Regions from separate parts of the Homo sapiens genome. Here all the other regions are linked to region 1. A link is a contact called in ENCODE Hi-C or POLR2A ChIA-PET data. All regions are on one chromosome and are shown on one strand. Each heading gives the region's core, a stretch centred on a gene start or an enhancer-like site at or near the end of the contact. The rest is flanking DNA. Distances are from core to core; before and after follow the strand shown.

Evidence for each region. Hi-C counts contacts between places; a loop is a spot of excess contacts on that map. ChIA-PET counts read pairs that join two places held with the same protein, here RNA polymerase II (POLR2A). Pooled maps may share reads with other maps.
Region 2: a loop to region 1 is called in a pooled map, with 5 times the contacts of the local background. The contact joins the enhancer-like site here to the promoter of REV3L in region 1. A Hi-C loop is called at or near these places in 1 of 37 single-sample maps with no recorded cell type and 9 of 50 pooled maps. POLR2A ChIA-PET finds 5 or more read pairs at or near these places in 1 of 52 experiments (activated naive CD4-positive, alpha-beta T cell).
Region 3: a loop to region 1 is called in a pooled map, with 7 times the contacts of the local background. The contact joins the enhancer-like site here to the promoter of REV3L in region 1. A Hi-C loop is called at or near these places in 1 of 168 maps with a recorded cell type or tissue (naive thymus-derived CD4-positive, alpha-beta T cell) and 10 of 50 pooled maps. POLR2A ChIA-PET finds 5 or more read pairs at or near these places in 7 of 52 experiments (A549, AG04450, GM10248 and 4 more).

What each region holds. Positions count from the first base shown.
Region 1 is chr6:111,481,735-111,484,853 of GRCh38, reverse strand. It overlaps REV3L (REV3 like, DNA directed polymerase zeta catalytic subunit), which reads left to right and starts at 1,636. Exons shown (of 32, transcript NM_001372078.1): 1 at 1,636-2,104. The coding sequence starts at 1,966. It also overlaps TRAF3IP2-AS1. RefSeq lists enhancers at 490-849, 2,690-2,749 and silencers at 920-1,309, 1,350-1,579, 1,750-2,049, 2,110-2,179, 2,240-2,319.
Region 2 is chr6:110,526,900-110,530,018 of GRCh38, reverse strand. No RefSeq gene overlaps it. Among named protein-coding and RNA genes, the nearest start is that of SLC22A16, 52 kb to the right of the region's middle. Within about 2 kb of position 1,423, at least 9 of the 41 ENCODE cell types and tissues checked have a DNase peak (open chromatin) inside an H3K27ac peak, as active enhancers do.
Region 3 is chr6:112,014,850-112,017,968 of GRCh38, reverse strand. No RefSeq gene overlaps it. Among named protein-coding and RNA genes, the nearest start is that of CCN6, 38 kb to the left of the region's middle. Within about 2 kb of position 1,473, at least 5 of the 41 ENCODE cell types and tissues checked have a DNase peak (open chromatin) inside an H3K27ac peak, as active enhancers do.

The DNA.
Region 1 (3,119 bases), core at 387-2,886:
TGTCTCTTTGGGCCTTTTGATTTTCCTATTTGAAAATCCACAACGGTTCCAAACGAGTAGCTCTCACACCACTTCAAATACGTGGCAACCTGGTAACCACTAAAATGCACCTGTATAACACACAAATGTAAAAGAACGATCTCTACTTGGATGGGTTAGAAATGTGTCAAGGGTCCTAATTCAGGGGCAAATTTCGAACTTGAACCCACGCTTTCTGCCTCCTACAGCTTGCATCTTTTTGTTGAGAAGAAACCCTTCAGGATTAGTTTTTAAGAGAAACCTTCCCGTTTTACATATGTAGAAACTGAGCCCAAAGAAACAAAATTATTTGTCCAAGGTCACGCCCAATATCAGTGGCCAAGTCAGAGAGGAACCCCTTGTTTCCAATTTAATAGCCAAGCCAGCTGCATGTTACTACTCTTTAAAACAAAAATTCCCTAACTGCATCGCTTCACCCCCTCTCGATTTTTGAATAAAGTTGTTTATTCAAAACGGCCCTTCCCCACGGTGGTGCTTTTATGCCTTCGGGTAGTAAAACCTTCCATAACGTGTTAGTGAAAAACACGAGGAGGCCACGTCTAACGCGGTGACTTTCACAGGCCTTTTTCTTTGGCCAAAATTTTCTCGGAAAGACTGTTAATCCTACATTCCGCTGGGGGAGGAGCGACGAGGGAGGAGGGAGGTCACCGGCAGCTGACAAGTCCTTACATGTACTTGCGCGTGCCCGGGACGCAGCCTGCGGGGCCGAGGAAACCAACGAAGGATGTATTAGGACGAGAGGGAAGGAAGGGGGCGGGAGAAAAACACGGTAGTGGGAAATCCCTGTGCACTGGATCTGCCAACCCCTCGCAAAGCTGAGAAGAGCCGTGCGTGAATAAATCTCATTAAATGGCCCGGCGCAGACACTGCAGCAGCAAAGAGGAGGGGGCACCGCGGCTCGCGCGGCACGTTCGGGAAGGGGGAACGCCAGGGCGGCCCTTTTATAGGCCGAAGCCCGCGCCCGCGCGCCCCCACCCTTCGCACCGCCCCCGGGCCACGCGCGGAGCCGCGGCGTTACCTGAGAAGGGCCGGCTGCGTCCGCACCCGGCCCCGCCCGTTCCGCCGCCCGCCCGCCCTTCCCTCCCGCGAGGCCGCAGCGGCACGAGATCTGCGCCTCGCCTCCCTCCTCACGCGGGCGGATTTTCTTACCTTGTGAAAAACCGTCTCAGCGGCTGCCCCCGCCTCCTCTGCTGGATGTGAAATGGCGGTCGGCGAGGCAAGTGTGAGCATCGCAGCTCCTGCCAATCCTGCATAGCCGCCAAAACGGCCCCGAACACTGGCGCCCCCCTCCCGCAAGCCCCTCGGAGCCCATCCATGAGATCGGTGCTCCGCCGCCCCTTCCGCTGCCCCTCACCCAGGTGACCGTGCCCGCCAGCCGAGTCATCGATCCCGCGCGGGCGCTGCCGGCCGCCGGCCGCCTCCCTCGCCGCGTGCCCGGGGAGGGGGAGAAAGCCCCTTCTCGGCCCCCGCCCTCCGTGTCCCGCCCGGGCGCCCGCCCTCTCGCTCCTTTTCCCGCCGAGCCCCCTCCCCCGCACTACTCGCAGCCTCCCTTCGCCACACACACCCCCCTCTCCCCTCCCCCCAGTGGTTGCGTCCGTGACATCATCATCATGGCAACAAGAGCTGCAGCCTGGGACCGAGGAGCCCGTGTGATTCCCGGCGGTGGCGGCAGTGGCGGCAGCACCAGCACCGACGAAAGCTCGAGGGCTTCTCTCCTGCGGCCCCTTGCCGGGTGCTCCTGAGGAGGCGGCGGCAGCAGCGCCTACACCGCCCCGCCCGCCGCTCCTCGAGGTGCCTCTGTGTGAGGGGAGGGGGCCGTGCCGAGAAGGGGAGGGGGCGCCGCCGCCGCTGCGGAGGGAGCCGCCGCCGCTGCTGCTGCCGCTGCCGGGTCGCCAGTGAAGGGAGGCAGTGGCGGCGGCGGCGAACATGTTTTCAGTAAGGATAGTGACTGCAGACTACTACATGGCCAGCCCGCTGCAGGGGCTGGATACCTGCCAATCCCCCCTCACCCAGGCCCCTGTCAAGAAGGTGCCGGTGGTGCGAGTCTTCGGAGCGACCCCGGCAGGTAAGCGGGCGCCGGGCGCGGGGCGGGAGCGGGAGTCGGCGGGGCGCCGGGGCCGCCCTCCCCGCCGCGCACACGCGCACACGCCACCGGCGCCGGCCGTCTCCGTGGATCGCTGCCGCGTCTTCCCTCCCCTCCGCCCTCCTCGCCTTTTCTCTCGTGCGTGACAAGAGCCGCAAAAATGTGGGTCCGCGCGAGCGCTGCGCGGCGCCCCCACCCCCGGGCAGGGAGGTGGCGAGCGCCGCGTGTTTAGACTGCGTGTGGCGGCCGGGAGCGGGAGCCGCACTCCAGGGCGCGGGCCGGGAGAGCGAAAGCCGCGGGCGCCCCGGACGGCGGGCCAGGTGGCCGCGCCATGTCCATCGGTGGACGGGTTCGTAGGGCCTGCTCTGAGGTCGGTCGCTAGTGGGACATCCCTTGTGTCCCCCAAGTGCCGCTTTCTGGAAACGGGGAAGTGTCAGCCTTGTTGTCAGTCGCTCCCCATGGTCTCTTCTCACCCTCGCTCTCCTCTGCCAGTTCCGGAGATGCAGTGGGCCGGAGAGAGTGGCGCTTGGGGCCAGATAATCTTTCTCACTGGGGTGACCGTGTGGCTCTGCTGTGAGTGCAGGTCGTGACTCCTTAGAGTTTAGTGCCTGAGCGTCGGGGGACAGGGCAGCATCCTTAGGTGCAGTGCTTTCAGGAAATGTGCATCCATGGAAGTAGGAAATGCGTGTTTATGTTGCCCAACCTAAAACATCACACTTAATGGGGTGAATTTATTAGGAACCACAGCCAGACTCAGCAGCACAGACATTTTGAAATGCTCCTAGGCTGGGCTGTAGGATTGCGTTTTAAGTACAGGTATATATTTTTTAAACACAACTATGTTGAAGAAGGGATGGGAAGGGGAGACAGCCGTGACAGAAGGTACGTTCTCAAAAACTCCTGGGGCTTATGATAATATAAAAAAGATAGAGGCCCAGTTTACTAGGTGTTTTAAAATGGTTTTGCTTTTTTGCATGCTTTGAACTGCTTCCATGAA
Region 2 (3,119 bases), core at 174-2,673, 950 kb after region 1:
CTGATCCTCACCGACTCCCTTTGTTTATGGGACAGGGCTCAATAATGGGGAAGATCAGGGTCCCACACACTTTCTCAGAGCTTAAACTAAGAGGGGAGGGGAGCTGACGGTGGAGGGAAAAGCTGCCTCTTCTCCATGATTGTCCTCACCCACCCTCTTGCCTACAGGGGGCTGCTTCTCTTGTGTGGCACATTTGCTTTCACTATTAATAACTGTATAGTTATTTTGCCATCCTATTCTAGTTGTGGACCAGTTGGAGCGGGGCATAGACATAATGCGTGAAGAAGGATGCTGACCCACAGCTATTCTTCCAGAAAAAGGCAGGCACCCCCAAAGTACAAGGGGAAGGGCACTTCCCCTTAGCCAGGTGGAGGCTGGCATGGAACATAAAGTCTTAGTTGAAATGGATATGGCAACCACAAGGAAACATGTGACTTTGCAAAGAGAGACAGATGGACAGTGACTCAGACAACTGTACCATACCAGAAGCACACCAGCTTCCTGAGCACAGAAACATCCATCTCCAGCCCAGCGATAGAAATGTTTGTAAAACAGTGTAACAAGATTCTGCCCAGTTTCCCACTAGGTGTCCGGGGAAATGGGTGGCTGGAGGATAAAGAGGAGGAGGAGGAGGAAACAGGCGCGTTCTGGCCAGTAATTCTCTCAAACGGGATGAGTATTGTTGCCAGCAGGACTTCTCAAAGGAAGGTATCTTAGTTCAGGCTGTCATAACAAAATGCCATAGACTAGGGGGCTTACAAACAACAGAAATTTATTTCTCACAGTTCTGGAGGCTGGTACCCCCAAGATCAAGGTGCCAGCTGGTTCGGTGTGTGGTTAGGGCCTTGATCCTCATAGATGGCCAAATTCTCACTGTAACCTCACAAGGCGGAAGGGGTGAGGGGTCTCTTGGGGCCTGTTTTATGGGGACACTAATCCCATTCATGAGGGCTTTTTACGACCTAACAACCTCCCAACGGCTCTGCCTCTTAATACCGTCATTTTGAGGGTTAGGATTTCAATATACGAATTTGAGGGGGACACAAATATTCAGGTCATAGCAGAGAGTGACTTCCATTTGTCAATGAAACCAGACTGTGTACGTATCACTCTTGCCATCCATACCATGGTTTGCATGTGATGTTGGGCAACAGGTTTATTTGGCTACATTCATGCCCACATCCACTAGACATGCACACTCTTCCCAAGGAGAGGGAAAAAAAAGCTAGAAACTGGTTATGTAACAATCATTAGTTTTATAGCTGAGTAAGTTATGAATAATAGTGCTTTCAGCGATTTCATTACCAATCTGCCCCCAGGAGCAAGATGAAGCTGATAAAATATTTATGGGCTAGTAAATTTTTTCTACTAATTTGCAAGGCTATAATAAAATCCATGAACTTGATGGCCTGCAGGAAACATAACAAGAACTAGGAATGTAGAGTAATTTGGAGCTAGAAAGCCTCTTAAGGCCCTACAGGAAATGACTCCCAGAAAGCAGATGAATCACAGTATTTTAAACAGAAAATAATGATGTTATGTTTGTACTTAACCAGTTATAGCCTGAGAACAATTTTCCACAAGGAAATTGTGGAAATTTCCTGCTCTCCATTATTTTTGCCTTAAGAAATAAAATTAATTCAAGTATATAAAAAACAATATTCAAATAAAAACAATTACTGGAACACAGTGTATCCTGTAATGAATATGAACTTTTAGGATTGTAATTGTTAAGAAACTACAGTATACACAGTCACATTGTGCCCTCTTGTGGCAGAAATATTGTTGTGCTCCGAGGACACGCCCTGGTGTATTTTATTCAGTAATTAATCAGGTTTGTTTGGGGGAAGTCAGTTCAAGTGAAAAGATGGTTTGCAGAAGGTAGTTGGCAAAGAGTTGTTTCTGGGGCACTCTAGAGGGTGCACACCTGGAAGGGGCCGTTCTTAGCCAGGGGAGCAGCTGTCAAAAGGTTTCCTGATGTTTTAACACATGCTAAGAAATACCCATCACAGAATGCTGCTTCAATTGTCTGTCTAATGTTACACTTGCTCATTTAAAATATTTTATTACTAGTTATCCTCATCTATAAATAACAGTAATTGCTATTATTTAGTGAAACAGGCAGTTGATGCACAGTATCTCATTTAATCTCAAAACTATAAGGTAATATAAGGAAACTGAAGATCGCAGATATTAACTAATGCTGTAGTTTACCTAACTAGTAAATGGAAGAGCTGGGATTTGATTTAACTTCCCATGTTTCCATAAGCCTATGCACTTTCCATTCTGCCAAGCTGACTCTCTAGACAAATATTTCCTGAATACTGAATACATGTGAGACTCTGTTGCTGGGTCCCCTGGAATTGACAAGGTGTAAGTAATATACTCCTATCCTTCAGGAACTTATGGCGTAAATAGGGAAATAAAAACATACACGCAAAAGAAACTGCCATACGAGGCAGCATACAAGGAATATCCATGTAGAACTTTTTTTTTTTTTTTTTTTTTGAGACGGAGTCTCGCTCTGTTGCCCAGGCTGGAGTGCAGTGGAGCGATCTTGGCTCACTGCAAGGTCCGCCTCCCGGATTCACGCCATTCTCCTGCCTCAGCCTACCGAGTAGCTGGGACTACAGGGGCCCGCCACCACGCCCAGCTAGTTTTTTGTATTTTTAAGTAGAGATGGGGTTTCACCATGTTAGCCAGGATGGTCTCGATCTCCTGACCTCGTGATCCACCCGTCTCGGCCTCCCAAAGTGCTGGGATTACAGGCATGAGCCACCGCGCCCGGCCATGTAGAACTATTTTTTAAACAAATACACAAAAGATCTGTATAGTCATGTACACTTCTCCCCTTCAGAGCAGTAGAGCTATATACTTTCTGCAGTTACTCTCCTATTGCTTTTGGATTTGAGTGTGAGCAGGACTTGTGGCTTGCTTCTAAGCCATAGAATACGGCAAAGCTGTTGGGATGTGTGTGATTATGTGTGAATACATGATTATGTTACATAAGATATTAGTACCCATCTTGCTGGGGTCTCTTTCTCTCTGGCTTTGAGGAAGCAAGTGATTACGTTGGGGAACACGTGGCAAAGAACTGTGTGGGTGGTGTCTAGGAGCTG
Region 3 (3,119 bases), core at 224-2,723, 530 kb before region 1:
AGTATTCTTTAAAGCTCCTCAAGAAACACCCTCATTGTTTCACTTTCAAAAAGACACTTTCTGTCTTGAGTTGGGAATTCAGTGGGCATTGCACTCAGAACTCGGGCCTCAATGGGAGATGCTAATCCACGAAGGATAGAGCTTGGGAGGACAATCATAGCTTAGGTCTAGGACAGGGCACCTGATGGTGGTCAGCCTAGCATACATCTCCTTCCTTCTGGTAATTTTCTACAGGAGAGCTATTCCTTTTCCAGTCTCACTCCATAAAGCCAATAGTGCTGTGTCTTACCTTCCACCATGATGGGATCAGCAATGGGAATATGAACCAAATCATTCCAGTGAGACTCAGTTGCTAGACTTTGCTCTCTTTTCGCCAAGGTTGTGAGCCAATGAGAGTGAGCCTGGAGAGCTCATGAGCGTCAGGAAAGCCTGCCTGAAAGCACAGAGGAAAAGTGAGCTGAGAAATGGAGCACTACAGGTGCCTGATCATGTAGTGTGAGCACCTGGACTCAGCCTTTCCTGAAGCTAGACTGCCCTGGACATTTCGGTGACATGAGCCAATAAATTCCGTTTTGTGCATAAGTCATTCTGTCACTTTCAGTCATGCACTCAGTAAGGTGGACTGCTGGCTCCCACTCACATAGCTTGGGTGACATCACTGTGTGGTAGAAGCAGACCTGAGTATGAATGTATGAGGAAAGGAGATGGGGAGCTGGGGGCTCACAGAGCCCGGGGGAGGTGACTGCTAGGCATCTGGGCCTCATCTCTCTGGTGTGATTCCAGCCTCACTCTGTGATAATAAAGCTCCCAAGGGGTCTTAAGTTGGTAAAACTGAGATGGTCTTGGGACCTAACTAAGGATTACTCATGGCACCTTTATCTTAAACTTTGACAGCTTAAAGAAGCAAATGTGCCTAAGTATGTGTAATATACATGAACATATATAGGCACATATGTACATATAATTACTAATAGGAAAGCAGTCTTCTTATGTATTAGTAAGAAGATTTATCCTACTGACAGGCAAAACCCACATAAGAAAATTCAGGTTTATTAATTGATAAATTAGGGAGTAGTTATTTATTTGTTAAGGATTACACAGGATGCCAATGAAAAAATTATAGGGCAGACAAGGCCCTTGCCTAAGATTAGGAGAAACAATTCTCAGAGGGAGAGGATCATGGCCTGGCAAGACACCCCAAAGGATGTTTAATACAATATGGAAAATGCAATTTAAACATGCAAATTAAAACAAAAATGTGCATCAAATCAAAACCATGAGCATTGTGGGAACATACAATGCTGGAAATAGGCGAATGAGAAAGGTTCTTATGAACGGCCCCAAGCAGGAAAGCTGACTGTGAATGACTAAACGGAACTATGAAAAGTTTGATATCCCCTGTGTCAGTGTTTAGGGAAAGTCCCCTAGGGTGGAGGCCAGGGCTTGGGAAATTCTGATGCGTGGGAAGAGCGAGCATGATGGCTCCTGTCCTTGTGGATGGTTCAGAACAGCTCCGCAGATGAGCTGTTCCCCCAGATCTGTCACAGACATTGCCCCCATTCAGGCTATCTTGGACTCCTTGCCCCACAGCCAATCCATCTAATCCTTTTAGCTTCACCTTCAAATATATATAGACTCTAACTCATTCTCATGCTTTGGTCCTGGGACGGCATCAGCCCCTGCGAGGGCTGCTGTGTCTCTTGACTGGTCTCCTTGCTTCCACCCGGGCCCTCCTACAGTCTCTTCCATCGACAAGAGAGTGAGCCTTTAAAAACACAAGTCAGACCCTGCCAGTCCTCAGCTAGAAACTTCTCCATCTTCCCCAGAAAAAACCATAGTCTTACCACAGCCCACAAGGCCCTCTGCTCTGTACTCCATGGCCCATTCCCCCATCACCTCTCCGGCCTCATCGACTCCTACTCTTCCCCTGTCGCTCTGCCAGCCTTCCAGCCCTTCCTACACCTCCTTGAACTTCTCAGGGTACTTCAAAAATGCCAGGGTGAATCACTTCAGGACCTTTCACTTGCCTTTCCCTTTCTTAGAACATTCTTCCCCTGGATACCTGCAGGCTACATCCCTCATCTCCTGTGGGGCTTTGATCAGAAGCCTGCCATCAGCGAAGCCTTCTCTGACCACAGTATTTACAATTACAAACTCCCCGCAAGTACACCTACATTCAGAGTGTTAGGAAGGAAAAAGTAATTTGATCTTTAAAAAGAAAGGAAAAGCTGGACAACTAGGGAGGTTTAGGTGGGAAGATCACTTAAGCCCGGGAGTTTGAGTTCAACCTGGGCAACATAGCAAGACTATTTATAAAAAAAAATAAAATAAAAATTTTAATTCAAATACTCAGCATTCCTGTTTCCATTCCCAGCTTCATTTCTCTTTATAGCTTTATCACCATCAAACATATGCAAAAGCAAAGTTCTTAAAGTTTATTCTGAGCACATACCAATGTTCAACGTTTTAGTCAACTTATTAATAAGGAAACCAGAAGAAAGACAAGAGCTGATTCAAAGAGCATCCAAATAAACGACTTATGTAGTCAATCTGGGTAAAGGATATTGACATAAGATTGCTAAATTAGATACAAGAGTAATTAATGTTCTACAGGACAATACAACTGTAACTTCAAATTATCTTATTTACCAGGACCACCCCCAACCCCCATGCACACACAACAAAAGCAAGACATTATTACCTCATATCAGTTTTTTGCAGTTTAACCTCCAAATTTATAGGTGGTTAAACATCTGGTCCCTTGTTAGTTAAACAAAGTTATATCCCCTTGAGAATCAGAGGATAGTCAGGAGCTGTTTATAAAATGTTCTATCATCAGATTAAAGAAAGCAGTCATCACTTAGGTTTATTTCCAAGTAAGGGATAAATTATTAGTTTATACCTATCATATGTTTTGCTTGTTTATTTCTTTTTAGTTGTCCGTCTTACTCTACTAGAATGCAAGCTCCATGAAGCAGGATTTTTGTCTATTTTTCACTGTTGTGCCCAGCACCCAGAATGGTGCCTAAGCCACAGAAAGTACTAAAAGAAAAGCCTAATTGAAAGAATGAGTTGCCAAAATTTTTTTAAATGCTGCCGTATGGCTATTGCTAACAGAC